Regions from separate parts of the Mus musculus genome. Here region 2 is linked to region 1. A link is a loop called in an ENCODE intact Hi-C map of the cell type or tissue named here. Cell type or tissue: heart. All regions are shown on one strand. Each heading gives the region's core, and the rest is flanking DNA. Links, peaks and the distances in the headings are about the cores only.

Evidence for each region. Hi-C counts contacts between places; a loop is a spot of excess contacts. Peaks named below come from ENCODE experiments on the same cell type or tissue, not always from the same donor. Only the 100,000 strongest peaks of a DNase experiment are listed, where the experiment ranks them.
Region 2: a loop joins it to region 1, with 2.2 times the contacts of the local background. A loop is called at or near these places in 3 of 42 quality-filtered maps.

What each region holds. Positions count from the first base shown.
Region 1 is chr6:117,550,387-117,554,744 of GRCm38, forward strand. No RefSeq gene overlaps it. Among named protein-coding and RNA genes, the nearest start is that of Gm9946, 7.1 kb to the right of the region's middle. In heart, for the core only: a CTCF peak has its summit at 2,132; a DNase peak (open chromatin) is centred at 2,165; H3K27ac peaks cover 1,122 bases.
Region 2 is chr6:117,345,600-117,349,957 of GRCm38, forward strand. No RefSeq gene overlaps it. Among named protein-coding and RNA genes, the nearest start is that of 6820426E19Rik, 150 kb to the right of the region's middle. In heart, for the core only: no CTCF peak of the experiment used is centred there; a DNase peak (open chromatin) is centred at 1,992.

The sequences.
Region 1 (4,358 bases), core at 778-3,277:
CCACCGAATCATCTCTCCAGCCCCTTTAATAGAGTAGCAAATAATATCAAATATCTTTCCATAGAAACCCCGGGAAACACGGATGCATAATCCTGCAACCTAGAAAATCCGTTTCACACTGGGTTTCCACTATCTACATCTAGTACGGGGTTTAGCCTAGCTTCTCACTGAGAAACAAGCAGAGACTACACAGCTCTGCAAGTCTCCCCAGCCTAAGCCCTAGAAGTGCTAACACGATTCCATTGCCACCCCCAAAACAAGTGCCGTGGGGCCTCCAAATCTGGAGCTGAGAGCACACATCCGCAAGGCTGATGCTCTGGGCGTGGACCATGGATCCTGCACACCTGTCCAGGTGTCAGGTCCCAAGAGGCCGGCCTCAGCACAGAAGACGGGAGCCGACAGACTGGAGCCGGAAAATGCCCTCATCACCTCAGCAAGATTCAGTCCCTAGAAAGACTCCCAGGCTGAAGGTTGAAAGTTTCCCACCTAGGATCGTGTCGTGATTCAGAGGAAGCGGTTTTTGTGTTTCTGAAAGAGGACTGAACAGATCAGGCCCTTCCCTGAGTTCTGTGGGAGGGACTTATCTATTTGCCACTCACGGTACCAGAAACGCCTCATCCATGGGCCAGGACATGTTTCCCAATGGCCCAGGGCATGTCTCACAACGGCCCAGGGAGGGTCTAGCAATGAATGGCCCAGGGCTGGTCTAGCAGTGGCACAGGGCTTACTACCCTGGACTGGAGGGAGCCGGATCAACTTCTGCTGGCGCTGCTCCAGGGAGCCCGCCCTGGCCCTTCCTGACCATCAGTCACTTTGCTTCAGCCACACCATGTTCTTGCATGCTGCCTCTACTGGACACGGGTCTCCCATACATACTTTTCTCATGGAATGTATGTGTGGACTTGAACTTTAGACTCTTCCACACATACATTCCATACTCTTGGAAGCAGCGCCTTTTCCCCTTTACTCAGTTTACCATGTTGAAGTTTATGTCCACTCCTGACTCTGTCATTTCACATATAGCTTCATATTTTAAGTGGCCCTGCAGCCACTGTAGGACCTTTTGCCCCCATGCTTCCTGGTTGAAGTCAATCGATGACAGATAAATATGCCAGTGGTTCCAGTCAACCTTTTGATTAACATATGATAGACTGTAAGTTCAACAACAGAGCTCCATGGACATCCACTAGACACAATCTTAACTGAGAAAGCCCGCACTTGGCCTTCTTACATCAATTGTCTTCTGGATAGCTGTAGGTAAACCAAAAATCCAGTAAGCAGGTCAGAGCCTTCAGTGTTTCAGAGCACTCAACCCACCAGCTTCGACCTTCATTTGAGTGTTTTTATCCACCGTGTTGGAGTCCCTGCTTTCTCATCCTTAGGCTTCCAACTCACTGCCCAGGCTAGCCCTCATTGGTGAGCTGCCCAGGCTAGCCCTCACTGATGAGCTGAAGTGTGGCACCAGCACTCGGCTCAGCCTGTGAGCCCAGATCCCTAGAGCCTTGGCCTGTCACCAGAAGGTACAGCTTCCAGAAGCAGCCATCTTTGTTATTATTATTGGGTTTTTTCTTTTCAGCTTGCTATAAGGTGCACACCATGTCTTACAGATTTCATCTGGAAATTTTTTGAAAAAAAATCTGTCTCTCTCTCTCTCTCTCTCTCTCTCTCTCTCTCTTGTGTGTGTGGGGGGGTGAGAGGGTGTAAGGGTGTGTTTGGGGGTTGGGGGCATGATGTGAGTGTGTGTGTGTGTGAGTGTGTGTGTGTGGTATGGGTGGTGTGTATGTGAGTGTGTGCATGCATGCTCGCCTATAGGCACATACCTATAGGCACACACAGGGGCCAGGCCAGGGCATTGGATGTCCCACTCTATTACTTTCTGCCTTATTCTTTCAGGCAGCATCTCTCTGTGAACCCAGAGCTCATATTAATTAGATATTCTGGCCACCAGCAATCCCATGCTGTGTATGTGTGGTTAAATGTGTGAAGCCAGAGAAAGGCTTGAATTCCCTCACAAACCCGGGCTCCTCCCATCCTTCTTTTCATGGCTAATTTAGTTAAGTGTTTAAACAATGTAAACCTGGCAGCTCCCGTCTATTGAAGCTGAGATGGAGCACAGCTGCCGCCCAGCCCCAGCCCTGCAGTGCAGCCTGGGCTGCAGCACCCATCAGCTTTCCTGAAATAGCAAGGCTTGCTTCCTTCCAGGCTTCCCCTGGAATAACCCGGGGAGGAGGCTGCGTTTCCTCTGCCCAGGCCACTCTATTCATTACCACTCAGGGAGTCCATATTTGGAGAAAAAAGTTTCACTGCTGTGTGGAATGAAATCATATGGTTGCAAATAGCCAATATGAATTTAAATCAAACAGAGCTAACAATGAGATTGTGTGCATATGTCAATCCAGACAAGCCTCTCCAGGGGAGAGGCAGGGCAGAGGTGAAGGTCACTCTCAATAGCAGGTGACAAGTGGGGCTCGAACAACTGCAGGTACCTTTGGTCCTCAGTCTTCCTGGTCAGACTCAACTAAGTAGATGAGGACAGGCCAGCTCCCTTAAGACACAGTCCCAGTAATTGTCAAGATGCTACATGGGCAGCTTACAAAGCAGTCTATCTTTACATTTTCCACGTATCAAAAAGGGGCTGGGGACCACATCGTGCAGGTCACATTTTGAGTGCACCTCACTCCTGAAATCATATTCTAAGCTTGCTGCTAAGCCAAGTCGATTTTTATTTCATAGGTGTGCACCCCATACGTTGCATTAAAAAAAAAAGCACTCTAGAAAAAGCTAAATCTAATTGACAACACACTGCATGTTGGGTGTTTACGTTCCCTTGAGCTAGCTCCTTTGTGGCTGTGAGACATCACTTTGCAAAGGTCTCACTGCTGAGTACCAGCACCTGCCTAGATGACAAGGGTGTGTTTGCAAGACTGTTTAGGACTTACAATGAAGATCCCTTCGTCTAAACAGGGGCCTTTGAGAGTGGCACACACACACACACACACACACACACACACACACACACACACACCATGGCAGCAGCATTCAGAAACACATCCACATGCCTGGAACCCAAGAGGGAGTGAGAATCTATGGAAACCAATGCTCTGCTCAAACTGGAGACGCTACTTATTGGCGACACTAACTCCATTTGATTGCATCAGTGCTGGGGAACCCCATGGCTACGGAAGAACGGGTGTATAGGGGTTGAGTTGCACTCGTGACTAGTCCCCGGCTTCTCTGCTTCTCTTTTGAGTGCATGCTGACAGCCTCATATCGTGTGACATGCTCATCACAGACTCCATTAATATCCTATGACAATAGCCCTCACCCAAGGACCTTGCAAAAGCACTGGCTGGTCTTTGTGAGCCAAAGCTGGGCACTGGTGGGAGTGTAGTTACTCGGGGGAATTCATGTCCTGAGGACATGGCTCCGTGAGGATGTGGCTCCGTGAGGATGTGGCTCCATGAGGATGTAGAGAAGCTGTGTATTCCCCATCCGGGCTATACAAGTGGCTGATGCTGTTTGAACCTACTATTTCTGTCCACCTGATCTGTCACCCTCACTATAGTATCAGTCCTTTCTCATGTTTTCTAAACTCTGATTAACTACACTCAATTCTTTATACTCACCAGTGAAGAATGCAAAGTTACAGTGCCATTGGTGATCCTTTTGTTAGCTAAATAAATTAACATGGTTACTATATTGACTAAGTCAACCATGAGTCCCATTCTGTCCCCTGTTCAGGGCCCGGCTGTTGCTCTCCTAGTATTTGAATTCACCCACTGTATCTTTTCCTATTGCCTTATCTTAGTATTTTTGGATTGACTAGGCACACTAATGCAATTATTAGATTTTTTTAACCTAATATAAATTCTCTGATTCAAGATGAAAATTCATCATAATCATTTTCGTAACAGGATTCATATACTTGGTTTTATTTCTGCTATTTTATTTTCCTTTCTAATAGACCTTTTCATATGCCAGGTTTTTTTTTCATTCTGACTTTTCCTTTGTGATTTTGAAAATTATATCTACTTTTTTTATTCTTTTATTAATGATGCTTAATGGATATGCATTCAAATCCATTTCATCTAATTCTTATTATCAAAATAAAGTGATGTCAATTGACCGTTTTCTCTAAATTATAAAGAATATTCTGTGCTGCCTTGTTCTCTGGCCACTTAATCCTCAGTTTTTGCTGGTGGTGGTATTTGAAGTACAGTTATTATTATTAATTTAATGATTTTAAAGCATGAGATCAGTTTCAAAAATTTAGGCATTTTATTATGTTTTAATATAATATTGAGAATTAATTTTGTTTCATGACTTTTTGTTTCGTTTTGGGGGAAGGAGTTGTTTGT
Region 2 (4,358 bases), core at 932-3,431, 200 kb before region 1:
GGAGAATGAATGGAAATATGCAGCTGCTGGAGGTGAGAGTTGGGATATTCTCTAGGAAGTCCCAAAGACCCAGAGGCCATGGATGAGGGAGGCTCCCCAGGAGTCAATGAAGGTGACCTTAGCTGAAATGCCAACTGTTGAGGATATGGAACCTAAAGAGATCATCTCCAGTAGCCAGACAGGACCACCGGTGAAGGGATAGGGACACCAACCCACCTACAAAACTGTTGACCCAAAATTGGTCCTGTCTAAAAGAAATGCAAGGACAAAGATGGAGCAGAAGGAATGGCTGACCAGCCTACTTTGAGATTCATCCCATGGGCAGACACCAATCCCTTACACTATTAGTGATGCTATGTTATGCTTGCAGACAGGAGCCTAGCATAGCAGCCTTCTAAGAGGCTTTACCCAGCAGCTGACTGAGACAGATACAGCTACTCACAGACAAACATTGGACAGAGGTCAGGGACTCCTAAGGAAGAGTTAGGATTGAAGACCCACAAGGAGATGGCGACCCCACTGAAAGATCAATAGCGTCAACTAACCTGGACCCCTTGGGGCTCCCAGAGACTGAGCTACCAACCAAAGAGTATTCATTGGCTGGTCTGAGACGCCAGGCACACATGTAGCCGAGGGCTGCCATGAGTGGCCTCAGTGGGAGAGGATGCACCTAATCCTGCAGAGACTTGGTGCACCAGGGTGTTAGGATACCAAGGAGGGGGTGCTCTCTCAGAGGCAAAGGGGAGAGGAGATAGGGGGAGAAACTCTGTGAGGGGAGAGTGGGAGGGAGCAGCATTTGAGATGTAATTAATTATTTAATTAATTAAAGAAACGGTATGCACATTTTGGTGGGTAGGAAAGTGGGGGATAAATATGAGGAGAGGGTGAATGTGATGAAAATATATTGAACAAAAATCTTGAAGAACTAATAAATGAAGAAAAAAGAATTTAGAAGTCTCAACACTAGAAAAAAATGCTTATAAAGATATTGGTACTTGAGCCCAAAAGATGGTCTTCCCTTACAAATATTCAATGTGTATTTGAACAAGTCTCCTGCTACTATTAGATGCAGGATCCTATGAAATTCTACCCATCATTCTGTTCTTCATGTTGCTCAAATATCCTTAGTGATATTTTTTCTTTTCTTTTACTTACTACTGAATTACAGTGTCGGAAAACTAAAATGTTATTCATAATTATTTTAGTTTAATTTGTTGTTATTGTTTCTTTTTTATTCGTGAGTCAAGGTCTGGTCATATAGACTTGGCTGACCTGAAGCTTATAGTCTAACCATCTTGGCCTTCTGAATGCTGGAATTATCAGTGTGTGCCACCATGCCAATTGGAGAACTTGGTCTACTGATGGTAATATCTCATTATAAATGATCAATTCTATTATTATTTTATGCCTATCCTGGGAAAATTGTGAAGAAAACAAGATCCTAAAATCCTCTACTCATGGAAAACTATGTCAAAATTGACTTTTTCAGGTATCTAAGATGCCTAGAACTCAATAAAAAGAGATCTTTCAAAGCATTTTAATTTTCTCTTCCCAATCTTCACTAACTACGGAAACCAGAAGCCACAGATCTGTGGGAAATACAGAAAATGTCATGGAGCTTCTATGATATAACAGATGAGGATGGTTCTGGATGCCCCAAATACCTTGTCATTCCTACCTCACCTATCTGATAGCTCCATGAAACAATTTCATTAAAGAGTTTATTTTTATTTGACCAAATTTAAGACTTTCTCAATGAATAGAATCCTGTCTCCAGGCATTTGTGAAAAAAAAAATCATTTCAATTGTTTAACATCCTGGCTACTTGAACAATAGTTGGGCAAAAGCAAGGCTAGCCAAAATATTTCAAAGGAAAACTTGGAGAATGGGATGCCCATAAGTGGCTTTGAAAAGCTCTGACATATTTCTGGGAATCTGAAGGCTTTGTGTATGGGCTCGGTACACACCCAGGAGAGACCTGAAAAGAACCCAACTTCTCAACTTTGGCTACTGTTGAGAGGAAATCATTAAATGAGGCCCAAGGGACAGTTATCAGGAGCAGGGACACTGAAGACATATCCTAACATAGCTTGACAAGAGTGGAAGCCTTATTTCTTCAAGACATTTAAGGAAATCTGTCTAATCTCCAGCTACCCAAAGGTTAGCTAGATTTTAGTCACTAACAAACAGCAAACAGTATCAACAACAGGAAATTTACAGAATAAGATTCAATCTGATTTACATAGTTGCCATGTCATAATAACTCAAGTTAGCTAAGTTCAGTGGCAGGCCTAATTAGCTTTGCTTGTCAATTTGATCCAGCCTAGAGTCATCTGAAAGGAAAGTCTCAAGTGAGAAATTATATAGATAAGATTGGCCTGTGGGGGATTATCGTAATTGTTATTTGAACTCAATGTGCCCAGTTCACTGTGGGTAGCATCATCCCCTGGGCAGATGTCTTGAGCTATATAAGAATGATAGAGCAAAGTGTGAGCTAGCCAGCAAGTCAGCAAGTGCTGTTCCTCCATGGTTTCCTATTCTTCTGTTCTTGCCCCAGCTTCCCTTGATGATGAACTGTAACCTGTAAGACAATGGTTCTCAACCTGTGGGTCAGAAACCCTTTGGAGGTCACACATCAGATATACTGCATATCATATATTTACATTCTGATTCATAACAGTGGCAGAATTGTAGTCATGAAGTAGCCACAAAATAATTTTATGGTTGGGGTCACCACAACATGTGGAGCTCTATTAAAGGATCACAGCACTGGGAAGGTTGAGAGTCACTGCTGTGAGCCAAGATAAACCTGTCTTTCCTCTAAGTTGCTTTTAGTCAAAATGTTTTTTATCACAGCAGCAGAAGGCAACTGTTACAAAGGCTTTAACTTCATTCATATTTTGTGCCACTATCAACCATCATCTACCAAATTTTCAAGTGTTCTCTTTTTTCCAAACTAAAACTAATTCAACATCTTATTTGTAATTCTCAGCTTCTAAAAATTGATTCAATAAAATATAGCAAAATAAAATGCAAGAGGGATTAAATGATATAATTAAAAGTGTTTTGACACAAAAGAAGATTCTAAAGAAGGAAGAGATGTGTATGCGTCACACCAGTCACCTAGATGCTACCATGAAAGACATATTTTAAGTTCAATAATAACATAAAGCTTGAAAGTAAAGCTTCCGGAACAGTTTTTTTGGGGGGGGTATTCTTTTTTTAATTAGGTATTTTCCTCATTTACATTTCCAATGCTATCCCAAAAGTCCCCCATACCCCTCCCCTACTCCCCTACCCACCCACTCCCACTTTTTGGCCCTGGCGTTCCCCTGTACTGGGGCATATAAAGTTTGCAAGTCCAATGGGCCTCTCTTTCCAGTGATGGCCAACTAGGCCATCTTTTGTTACATATGCAGCTAGAGTCAAGAGCTCCGGGGTACTGGTTAGTTCATAATGTTGTTCCACCTATAGGGTTGCAGATCCCTTTAGCTCCTTGGGTTCTTTCTCTAGCTCCTCCATTGAGGGCCATGTGATCCATCCAATAGCTGACTGTGAGCATCCACTTTTGTGTTTGCTAGGCCCCGGCATAGTCTCACAAGAGACAGCTATATCTGGGTCCTTTCAGCAAAATCTTGCTAGTGTGTGCAATGGTGTCAGAGTTTGGAAGCTGATTATGGGATGGATCCCCAGATATGGCAGTCTCTAGATGGTCCATCCTTTCATCACAGCTCCAAACTTTGTCTCTGTATTGTAAGCTTAGTAACTGAAGAACAACTAGAACATCTGTCTAATAATCTGTTCACCCTAAGACAAAAATTAATAATGAAAAATACTCTATGATAAATGTGATTTATGAAAAATATTCACTATAAAGAAATAAAAACATAAACATTCATGCACCTAACATCATAGCTTTAAAATACTTGAAGAAAACCTATAGGAGCTGAAAGGAGAAATAGATAGTTCAATATAACAACTCACAGGACTAAAGCCTCCCTTTACAGCAACTAGGGCAACAGGGAAAAAGATGACTGCAGAGCACAGTAAGCAACTCAGTCACACCAGACACTGTGCTCATCTATTTCATCCAACAGTGGTAGGATGTACATCTTTCTCAAGTGTACCTGAAAGATAGTAGAATTTACAAGATGCCATAAAAAGCCCTGCTAGCTGCTAATGTATGAAATCAGACAAATAGACTCTCTAATGAGGATGAAATAAAATTAGTAATCAATAATGAAAAGAAATTTGAGAAATTCATAGTAATGTGGTAATTAAATAATACTGCTCAAATAACTCACAGATTAAAGAAAGAACCTAGGAGGCATTATAAAATATATTAAGATGAATTCAAA